Linked DNA regions of Mus musculus: region 2 is linked to region 1. A link is a contact called in ENCODE Hi-C or POLR2A ChIA-PET data. All regions are on one chromosome and are shown on one strand. Each heading gives the region's core, a stretch centred on a gene start or an enhancer-like site at or near the end of the contact. The rest is flanking DNA. Distances are from core to core; before and after follow the strand shown. Region 1 has its middle 56 kb from the start of Mir124a-1hg. Region 2 holds the start of Mir124a-1hg (Mir124-1 host gene (non-protein coding)).

Region 1 (5,813 bases), core at 1,549-4,048:
GGACAGTGTTGACCCTTGGGAACACTTTGCAGATCTCAGGTCTCAGTACCCATTCTCATTAGGGCATATTTCCAAAGCCACACCACCTATCCAGGACCCAGAAGGCCCTGCTGTGGACGAGGCTGGCATTGGCAGTTGATTGTACTGTTCCCTTTCTCAGCTTCTAACCCGAGGGCTGCAGTACTCAGGCGATTCTCATCAGAATCTTCACATGCCAAGTTCCTAAGTCTGTAAAATATTGTAAGACAGACTCTGTGTGTGTGTGTGTTTTAAAAAGGGGGAGGGAAGGAGGGAGGAAGGGAGAGAGAGAGAGAGAGAGAGAGAGAGAGAGAGAGAGAGAGAGAGAGAGAGAGAGAGAGATTGTGTGTGCTGAAAACCGCATATTCAAACCATTGCCTATTTCTGCACCTCATCCTGCCAATTACAATCTGCTTGGTGGTGTGAAACAGACAGCCGGCAGGAGTGATGGAGACAGGAGGCCCGGTGAACAAGGGCTTTGTGCATTCTCAGCTTCAGAGAGAATGTTCAGCGGGGCGGACAGGCATGTAACTGGCAGGTTTAGGAATCAGTAAAAAACCAAGAGCTGGAAGTCCTAATTTATCGTCTGTTTCAATACAAGGCTAGACACAGGCTATTTAATATAATGCATTGTTTTCCAGTGGAGGAGAGTGGAAGTTATTGATGCATTACAAATGCAGGCAAATGCATCTCATAAGCCAAGGGGTAGGTAATAACAATTGCAGAAGACTAAATTTGACTTTAATCCCCTGAAGAATGGCATGCGCGCAGCTTAAAATGATAAAAGCTAGAGGGGGTGGGGAAAGAGGAGAGAGAGATGGGAGGGCAAGAAGGAGGCTGAGGGAGATGCTCAGGGGAGGGTTGGAGACAAACAGAGAGAGATGGAGAGAGAAGGGAGAGCTGATTTTTCCTCTTGGGATTGTGCACTTCTTGGTTAGGAAATAAAGTGGAAATGGAAAGAAAAAGATTAAAAAGATCTTGTTTTGGTAAGCAGCACCCTGCTTGGCAGGGTCTGTTTTTTGCAGCAGGCCTGGCGTCATGCGCAGTCAAGCGGCTTGGAGTGGTTTAAAAATCTTCCAATCCCTTAGATAATCCCAGAGGCAGAGAAAAAGAAACTCTGGGTCCATGAGTGTATAGGGCCTGGTCAGTGTCCCTCTCCCGGGGTCTCTGGGAGCCTGGCTACAGTGGATGTGGGTTAGAATTCCTCACCATGGAGAATGATATTTTCGATGTAGAGGTGCCCTGTGAACTCTGGTAGGGAGACTGAATGATGGAGATGCAAGGCTCTCTACTGCCATCTGAGACATAAAAGTGACTTTAGAGTAAATAAGCACAATAGTCTTGTCCAGGACTGTGTGGGGACATGGTCCTTTAATCTCAGCACCTAGAGCAGAGGCAGGTGGATCTCTGGAGTTGGGGGCCAGCCTGGTCTACATGGTGAATTATAGGTCATCCAGGGCTAGAGAGTGAGACCCTGTGTCAACAGAAATTCCCAAACCCATACTGAGCCCCATTATAACTGACCAGGGAGTTGAAATTCTAGGTGAAGAATCATGTGATAAGGAGCCTCTTAAGCCCTGGTAGTCTACTCCTTGGTGGAACGGGATCTAAAGTCTGCCATACTTATCGGGGATGCATTGATACTCCCATGCACCTCTTTCTTTACACTTGTACTCAGCTTAGGAGGGACTCATTGTATTCCCCTTGGAGAGAGGAGGAAACTAGGGTACAGCTGATGGCGGCGGATGGGAGCTTCAGACCTCGGTGCACAGAATCTGCTTACTGCATTTAGTCACCGAAGGTGTTTCTTCTGGGGTGAGCAGAAGTTTGTTTTCCTTTCCACTCCCATCCACTGAGCGGTCCCTGGTGATGCTGTGCCCGATGTTGGCTTTCCATTATCAACACAAGTCACATTTGCCTGGTTTATAGATGTGTTTGCAGGGCACCATCTGCCTTCCCTGGTGATCCAGTGACAAACAGAGGGAGAAAGAAGATTGGCACCAGAAGAACTTCCTGGAGCAGCTTTGGAACGGTGGCAGCCAAGTGTATCCAGCTTGGGTCATGGAGCACAGAGTCCCTGGTCATAGCTGCCTGAAGTCACTGACTGTGAGCCACTCAGAGATAAACAAATGGACCCACTCAGTAGAACACACGGTGCCTGTATCACCCCATCTAAGTGCTTCGGATGGCTGAATGCTAAGGGGAGCCAGTGATTTCACTTCTCTAGGCTTACCCCGATGTAGTAGGCCCTCACTCAACATCTGCTAACTATCTGATCTGACAGCACTCAGCCTGGTGCTGATGCTGCCAGTCCATGTCTAGGGAACTGCTTAGCCTGCAGAGAGAAATCCTTTTCATTTGGAAGAATGAACTTGACCATTTGCCTATGACTATGGGGAAGGTAGACCTCGTGGCCTAGAGTCTCACTCCCTTGCAAGTTGGCATGTATTTTTGTATTTTGTGTCTCCTGGCTGTTCACTCATGAGGAATGATAGGGCCATTGTTTGGTCCTGGTTTCCTTCTGGGAAGCGACCTCCTATCCAGGATAGACACACACTTAGGATGCTTTAAAGAGAGATTAGCTAAACTAGAGCAAACAAAATGCACAGCATGCCCTGAACTGGGGTAGATAAGTTTCTTGTCTTCCTGAGAGCCCGTTCTATGGGTGGCAACTTAATTTTCTTCATCATACAAGCTTGGAAAACATCAGAGGTATCTTTGTCCTCTCTTGTGACTCCCACACCCAATCTGTCCTAGTGAGTTTGAGTCTCAAAGCATGTGTAAGGCTGGCTCAGGTCTTCCTGTCTCTTATCTGATCTGAGCAGTTACAGAAGCCCCTCATTGCTATTCTTGCCCCTAGCTTTCCAATATCTTTAATGAGTAGCCGTTTTTTTAAACTGTGCTCACCAAGCCTTAGGCTCTCTCAGCCCAGTGTTAAGACCTCACCCTTCAGTGAAGGATCAAACAGAGTCTGGATGAGGCTCGTGGGCACTCAGTACTATCCAACCAGTTCTAAGTTCTCATTTAAAATATTTTTAGAGGTCTGAGAAACGAAAAAAGGCTCTATTTTTAAAAGCTGTTTTCGGACTTTTGGGTGAGATTTCACTTAAAGAAATCTGTGGCTCAGATTTCTGGAGGCATTGTGTTAAGTGAATGAGCCAGGCTCGGAAAGACAAAAACCCCACATGTTCTCACTTAGATATAGACTCTTTAAGGTGATTTCACAGAAGGATAGAATAGAATTGCAGCTCTGAGGGGCTGGGAAAGAGGACGGCTAGGGGGGAGGAAGAAGAGACAATTGGGCAGGAGGGATAAGTTTTGGTGTTCTATAGCACAGCAGGGTAACTATGTTAACAATTCAGTGAATGTTTCAAAGTAGCCAGTGGAGAGGATTTTGAGTGGGTTCAACACAAAGAAGTGATAAGTGTCTGAGGGGAAGGGATATTCGGATAACCTTGATCTGAATTTTGCTACACATTGTATTTGTATACTGAAGTATCACATTGCACTTTACAAAGATGTACAATAATAATAATAATAATAATAATAATAATAATAATAAAACATGTTGCGGTTATAAAATCTCCCCACAGGCTTGCGTTTTGAGTGCATCCTGAACACTTCCTGTGACAGATGCTACTTTGGGAAGTGGTAGAAACTTGAGGAGATGTGGCTTATACTTGGGGCTGTGTCTTGCCCTGGACCCTTCCTGGGTTTCTCCACTATTTCCTGTTCCCCTGTTCTGCAAATTCCTTTTCTGCCGCTTATCTGCAAAGAGCAGGGTTAGGTCCTCAACAGTTCTTGCTGCTAGGATGCTTTGCCCAAGGTGACTGCAGTCTCTGGGCTGTAGGCTCCAACGTGGCTCTGCTCCCATGGCTTGCTTTGCTTGGGTATTTCATCACAGCAAAAGTCACTGAAAGGGAAGGCAGCAGAAATCTGCCATTAAGAGGTTTGAAAAGGAGTATTGTCCCAAATAAAAGACACTACTGAGCAGGCTGTGAGCTGTGAGGCACAGCCTTAGTCTAGTCTTGAAGTTTGGTCGTACTAATGTGATTCTGTTGGTTCTCAAGGCGTAGTAGGACCTAGGACACTGGGCTTCCTTCAAACCAAGGGTAAGAAACAATGGGACTGAGGGAATGAGTGAAGGGCAGGATTGGGAAGGCTCACGTTGTTTCTTGGAGGCTTGTTAACAAGACGTCAGAAAGATAGACCTTGGAAGGGTCTGTGCTGAAGCTAAGCTTCATCAGGGAGTCCTTTTGACACCCCACTACACATGTCCTGCGGTCGATGTGTGAATATGCTTCACGGAAGTTCACAAAGGGAAGCCATTTCTAGAGAAGTCTCACCCTGTTTGTGTTTCACAAGCAAAATCCAGCGTGACAGAAGCTCAGTTCAAAGTTGACCTGGACATGAAGGATTTGTGGCCACACTGCCTGCTCTCTGGGATGGAGAAGGGTCCCATCAGATAGGGGTAGGTGTGTGCCGCCACCAGCTGTGGCTGAGGTGGTACCTCTGCTCTCCAGGGAAGGGAAGTTGAGTCTGAGAAAGTTGTGGTATCTGTTTGGGAGGATTTACTGATTTTGGTTTTCATGATGGGAACAACACTGAGTCTGCTTACTGGGAACAAATGACCCAGTGCATGTAGAAGGTAACCTAAGGTCTACTATACACATTCTGTCTTCTGGGGTCTACCTCAGCTCAGCTGAATGGCAAATCCCATGTTTTTGCCACTGTGGCATGGCATTTAGGTGCCATGGATTGTTAGATAGGTATGAGATGATGATGATGAATTTGCTGATTGAGAGCACACAAAATTCTAGGTCTCAGAGAGGTTTGACATTGTGTTTTAATGTTTTTATCGTTACATTTATTTACTTACTTGTATGTGTGCAGTAATATAATATATTACTTCTCATAGGTGTGTATGCATGTGCCATGATGCACATGCGAAGACTAGAGGAGAACTTTGGTGGGGGGAGGGGCACTTCTCTCCTACCATGTGATCCTGTCGACGGAACTCTGGTCATCAGGCTTGGTGGCAGGTACCTTTACCACTGAGCCATCTCACCAGCCCAAGGCTCTACTTAAAGAAAGCAACTATACTAGGCCTTTTCTCGAAGAAATTTAAACTGGTTAAGAATAAAAGACAGCGCTGCTAACAACACTGTGCTGTTGTTTGGATGAGAAATGCCTCCCTTTAGCTTTCTGCATTTAAGCCCTTGGTCCCCAGTTGATGGACATGTTTGGGACCCCTCAGAAGTTGCAGCATCAGGGGAGGAAGCACAACACTGGAAGGTGGGCCTTGAAGTTTTGTAGTCTTGCCCTACTCTCTCCCCTCTCTGCTTCCTGTGTGAGGTTGAAATGTGATCAGCTAGCTTCGACTCATCTGCCATGCCTTCTCTGCCATTTTGGCCTAACCCTTTGGAACCATAAGCTAAAATAAACTCTCTCTTCTCTAAGTAGCTTTTGGTTATGATGTTTTTATCACAGCAACAGAAAGTAACTAATACACACTCCAAAAATTTAATCCAATAATGAGATAATGAAAACGAATCCATGGAAAGCAGTAGGGAGGTCCTCACCAATCCAAAAGATACAGGCTGCATGGCTGCCATCCTAACTCTAAGAAGCCAGCTAGAAGCGTCTTTCCCAAACTCAGTTCTGCACTCTCAAGTCGAAAGCAGCAACAAGGGAACTATTTATGCCATAGAAACTGATTAAATGCTTGGGGGTGGGTGGGTGGGTGGGTTCTCTTCCCCAGGACAGCTGGTTGAGAGACATTGGCCAGCACACTA
Region 2 (5,318 bases), core at 549-3,048, 56 kb before region 1:
AGAGCTGCTGCGGTCCCTTACCAGGATCTGTGGGAATCAGCCTTCCGGAACTCTCCTGCTGCGGTCCTCTCGCTTAGGTCCCAAGTGGTGGATGGGAAAAAGGAAAAGAAAAAAAAAATAAATAAATAAGAGCGAGGCCCATCTGGCCCCTCATCAGCCTTGTCAAGTCTTGCATACGCTAAAATGCTAATGACCTAGATAGCTCATGCAAAATGCAGCAGGGAGGGACAGAGAAGGAGGGGGAGCGAAGGGAGAGCGAGAGAGGGAGGAGTGAAGGGAGAGGGAGGGGGAGACAGAGGGAGGAGGGAGACTGGGAGGGGGGAGGGGGAAAAGAGAGAGAGAGAGAGCGCGCACCCCTACATGTTCCCCCACCCCACCCGTCAACCGGTTTTACAGAGGTAAAGGGTGGGTGTAGATTTTAAAAGGTCACCCCTATAGAATGTAGCTGGGTGGGGTGGGGGAGAGATCCCCAAATCCATAGGGACAATAAAATATTATTTTAAGACCCCTCCCTCTCTGCTCTCCATCACTCTGTTTACACACAAGTCCAGTCACCTTATGCATGTACATGTCAATTTCACAAGACTGCTTTCAACAGACACCCACGTTGCCATTCCCTGAACAAACCCACCCAGTGCACCAGAGTGAGGAAGGTGCTTCCTAACCCACAGACCTCCCTCACCTGGTCCATCCCACTCCCTACTAGTGCCTTATCCTTTCAGGCAGTCGTCCCCCCCCCCCCTTTCTCTTTTCTAAGCCTTCCCCATTCTCCTTCCCAATGGCTCAAAAAAGCCAGGTAGAGGGCATAGAGGACAAGTTAAATCTAACTGGATCGGTTCCGTTCAGCTTCCCACCCACCCCACAGGGTTGGGGGACACAGTCTTTACCTAACACTGACCCTTTTAAAGCATGCCACAAAAATCAATAAAATTGAGTCCGAATAACCTCAGAGGTCCGCAGGTCCGGCCGGGTACTGTTGGGCAGCGTTGATCTCTCCAATCGGGGAGCCAGAGTTCCGCGCGTCCCAAGACGCTTTGTCCCGGAACCCCCGCACAATATCCTCATCTTTTTGTTCTCCTTTAAAGGATCCTGGTTGCAGTCCGCCGCGTTTCAGCCAGTCCAAACCAAAGGCGGATCTATTGGAATAAAAAGGGATGGGGATAATATACACGCAGATGGATGCGGGAGAGTAGTGGAGGCTAAAGTCAGCCCCGCAAGCAAGGAGCGGCCTCCCTGGCCAAGCCCCAAGTGCTTCCTCGGCTATTGAAGGGAATTGCTGCTGGCAGGCGCTGATGCTGGCTCCACCTGGCCGGAGGAAAAGCATCCTGGCGATGACCCTGAAAGAATTAAGACACAAAACCAAAAAAAAAAAAAAAAAAAAAAAAAAAAAAACCCCAAACCGAACCAAACCACCAAAACAAAAAAGCAAAAAGCCAGAATCCTCCTCTGGTGAACCAGAGCACGCGTGCAGAAGAAACCGCTCTGCTGGTGGCCGCGGTCGAGGGGGAAGGATGCTAGCGCAGGAGGCGAAGGTTGCAGAGGCTGCACCCTCAGATGAATAATAATAACGCGCTGAGAAGTTGCAGTGCAGCTTGGAAATCCAGCCCTGCGCGTGAACTCGCGTCGAGTGCGGATTGCAGGGGATGGGGGAGAAAGGGGGGGGGGTGAGGAGAGAAGAGAGGGGGAGGGGGTGAGGGGATTGAGAGGAAGACAGAGAGAGGGACGCAGAGAATTTAGTGCCTTTTCTTTTAGTCTTACCAAGAGCTGATCTCCTTCACTGTCCTCGTTGGGTGAGGCCGAGGTCCTTTTTAAAAATTATTATTCCTTTAACGGATTATTCAGCTAAGAGAAGCCACATCTGCTGACAGTTCCGAAAACAAGAGGATTAGGAGTAGGTCCACAGAGCCCGGCCCGCAGCCCCCCCCCCCCCCCTCTGCACCAGCACACGTCACTCTCACTGCCCCCGGGCACCTCCCTCTCCTCGCTCGGTGTTCGGGAGGGTTGTGCCAAGAAAAATGCGGATTTGGGGAAAGTGAGAAGTGGGGGTGCTCTCACGAACGGGAAAGCCAAGGCCGGAGGTGGCGATTCGCACCCCCACACTTACACTCGCTTCCGTTTATCCGTTTAGATCCTGGGAGAAGTGGGTGCTTTCACCGCACCCACACGCGCCGCATCTGCAGTGGTCAGAGCCCTCCGATCCCTTGAAGCCACCCTGGCCGCCCCAGACCCTGCCAAAGTCCTCTGGGTGGACTCGGGGGGCTCAATCCTACCCCTGCCTGAATAGCTTCATGGTCTCCAGTCCTCTTTTTCTCAGTCCCCTCCGTGCAATACCGCCGCTAGCCCACTCCCGGTTTCTTGAGCTTCGGTCAATGGAGTGGGGAGCTCGGGGGCACTTGCACACCTTCTGCTTGTCGTCCTCAGCCCGAATTGCCGGGCTGTAGCTCAGCCAGGCTGGTGAGGATGGAGCTGGGTGCTGCTGCGGTTGTGGTTGCTGTCACTGCGGAGAGCGCGAGGCTGCGGGGCGGTGCGGCGACCCGAGCGCCAGTGCAGCCTCCTCCTCACCCCTCCCTAGGCTGGCGTCTGGGCAGGACAGTGCTGGGGGTGGGAAGACGAATGGCGGAAGGTGGGGGGATGGAGGACCATAGTCTCTTGTCGCCCCCACCAACGCCCCCCCCCCCGCAGTCAAGGTGAAAGTGAAGGAGAGCGGGCGCGCGTGCTCGCGCCTCTAGTTGCGTGCGCGCGCTCCTCCCCTGCCCGCGCCCTCCCGCCCGCCCTCGCCCGCCGGGGCCAGATGGACGTCCGAGATTACAGAGGCACAAAAGTGCGTCTACACGTCCAGCCACCCGTCCTGCGGACGTGGAGAGCCACTTCGGGGAGGCGCCTTTTGTTGTACTTGTGTGGCTGTGTAACTGTTTTTCTTTTCCAAGAGCAGAGTTAGCTGTGGCTTAAAGAAGGACCAAGAATGAATGTCCCCCATAAGAGCGAACCAAAAAGACCTTCCCCCACTCGAGCCCCCGCGCCTGCGATGAGAAATCTGTCTTCCCAAAGGGCTATTGCGGCAGCCGCGAGGCAGCCCCGACCTGCTCACGCAGGCCCATCTGCTTTCCCTACGCCTGCTTTTCTTTGATGACTTAAAAGAAACAAATAAACAAACAAACAAAAAAAACTGAACTGTTTCTTGGGCTATGTTGAATTCAAGACATCTAGACAGGGGAGAACAAACTCGGAAAGCTAAAAGCAGTCTTAAATGTTGTGGCTGTCAATGGCCAGTGCAGAGGGTGGTGGCCGCGGCGCCCACCTAGCCCTGATGGACCTCCGGGGATGCCCCCTGGATGGAAGGCCATTTCTGTTTCTGTCAATTGTTAGGTAAGGACCCCAACAGAAGAACGGCTGTAACAAAACCTCCCCCATGTGCTGTTTTTTGCTTCAACACTGTGTGGCTAGAAGCTTAGGAAATAAGCTGTTTTTGTAAATTTCTAGAATTGAGAATCTTAGGAGGGGTGGGTAAGAACTAGAAAACATCCTTGTGACGGATTTTAATTAAAAAAATGTAACTAGTTGGCAAAGGCCCCTCGCTAGGCAATCTTTCTGGGAGCACTGACCACTTTCATAATAGTCCCCACTAAATCGCTGGTCTCTCTCTGCGGTGACTTGGTCTTACTTACCACCATTTTGATCAAGGTTTTTAGCTTTAGGACTATTCTAATGTTCTGTCTATAAAGCATTCCTCGGCAGACAGTTTCGAACCCCTGCACCAGGAAAGGGTGGGGCTGTGACTTGAGGTCTAGTCGGTTTTGACTGAAGAGCAATGGGACATGGAGGATACTTTCCTGTGCTAGACTGTCAGATAGGCCTAGGGTTTTGTTTAGCTTAAGAACGTTTTTAATGCAATTCTCCTGCGCCGTTGCGGCATTGCGGGACGCTGGCTCTCTCGTCTTGCTGCGTGGGGCGCGCGCGCCGGGGTGGGGGTGGAGTGGGGGAGCGGAGACCTGGTTTTGTAACAGGCTCCGCAGGCCCGAGTGGGAACGCCTTAAATGATGAGCCCAGGGTTAAAAAAGAAAAAGAGAAAGGGAGTGGGGGGTAGATACGGCAGCTGATGCTGAATTAATAGTTAGAGCATACCCCTGGGACTTTCTCCAACCAGGGGGTCAGGAGTCCTTGCCCCTCCCCCAGCCACAGATTTCATATCTGTTTTTAACCAGTCTGAGCGGACGGATGCTGGGCCATTTGTAATGGCTTCTTAAAACCTAAACCCTTGGGCTTAAGGGCTGTCTATGCGCCTGATCAAACTCACCCCAAGTACTAACACGTTAAGAAATTACATTGTAAAACCTCCCCAAATCGGATTGACTGGGCTGTTTGGGGCCCATATGGCTGGACAGCTGGACAGCTCCGCTGAAAAGACACCATTGCCCCACGGATGGGATAAAGCAGGGCTTCCCCAGAGAGCTCAGACATGACCTAAGTATTAGCGTAGCCTGGGGTAAAGACTGAGTTAAATCTCTCTCCCTTCTTGAGGTTAAAATAAAGACAACAGAAATCAAAAGGGGAGTACTTTTGAATTCATTGTGAATGGCGTGCCTCCTGCTGGTCCCACCATAGGAAGGAGAAGGAAGGAAGACTGAGAGGTGCCCTTCAGCTGAGCACATGCATGCGAGTGGGTAAACGGGAGGGGCAGGAGATTGGAAAGAAATATATTATTTGCCAAGCCGTGACATGTGTCAGTGACATTTGTGGTTCCCTGTTCAGAGAAGTAGGGTTCTGACCTCTCTCAGCTGATGCTCCAGTGTTAACCATGAACAGTGTCTGAGTGCAATCTCCACAGTGAGAAGAAAGATGGAAGCCGGGCACACACACACACACACACACACACACACACACACACACACACACGCAGAGAGAGAGAGAGAGAGAGAGAGAGAGAGAGAGAGAAGAGAGAGCCCATTATGAAATGCAGCCGGTTTAATTTTTAATATGATGGCGGAGCCTCTAGCACATTCTTCCCTTGTTGTTAGCATTCAGGAGGAGTCATTTATCCTGTGGCAGAAAATTTTTAAATGGCTTTAAAAAAATGTCCTGAAATAGAATATTCTATCGTCACCTTCTAGTTTTGGAATACAAAACTCTATCCTTAGTGAAATATTCAGACAAATAAGCTAAGTTTGTTCTTACTTATCTACCTGTATTTCTGATACCAGTTTTCTTCAGGCCTTTCCAGTAATGTTGAAGGAGGGAGGGAGGAGAGGAAGAGAGAGAGAGAGAGAGAGAGAGAGAGAGAGAGAGAGAGAGAGAGAGAGAGAGAGAGAGAGAGAATCAAG

Evidence for each region. Hi-C counts contacts between places; a loop is a spot of excess contacts on that map. ChIA-PET counts read pairs that join two places held with the same protein, here RNA polymerase II (POLR2A).
Region 2: a map of left cerebral cortex shows a loop between it and region 1 (5-fold over the local background). The contact joins the promoter of Mir124a-1hg here to the enhancer-like site in region 1. A Hi-C loop is called at or near these places in 5 of 37 maps with a recorded cell type or tissue (all left cerebral cortex). POLR2A ChIA-PET finds 5 or more read pairs at or near these places in 1 of 5 experiments (embryonic stem cell).

The regions. Positions count from the first base shown.
Region 1 is chr14:64,528,731-64,534,543 of GRCm38, reverse strand. No RefSeq gene overlaps it. Among named protein-coding and RNA genes, the nearest start is that of Mir124a-1hg, 56 kb to the left of the region's middle. Within about 2 kb of position 2,798, at least 1 of the 3 ENCODE cell types and tissues checked has a DNase peak (open chromatin) inside an H3K27ac peak, as active enhancers do; it is left cerebral cortex, where a contact is called at or near this core.
Region 2 is chr14:64,584,595-64,589,912 of GRCm38, reverse strand. It overlaps Mir124a-1hg (Mir124-1 host gene (non-protein coding)), which reads right to left and starts at 1,798. Exons shown (of 4, transcript NR_040709.1): 1 at 1,759-1,798; 2 at 946-1,136; 3 at 1-72.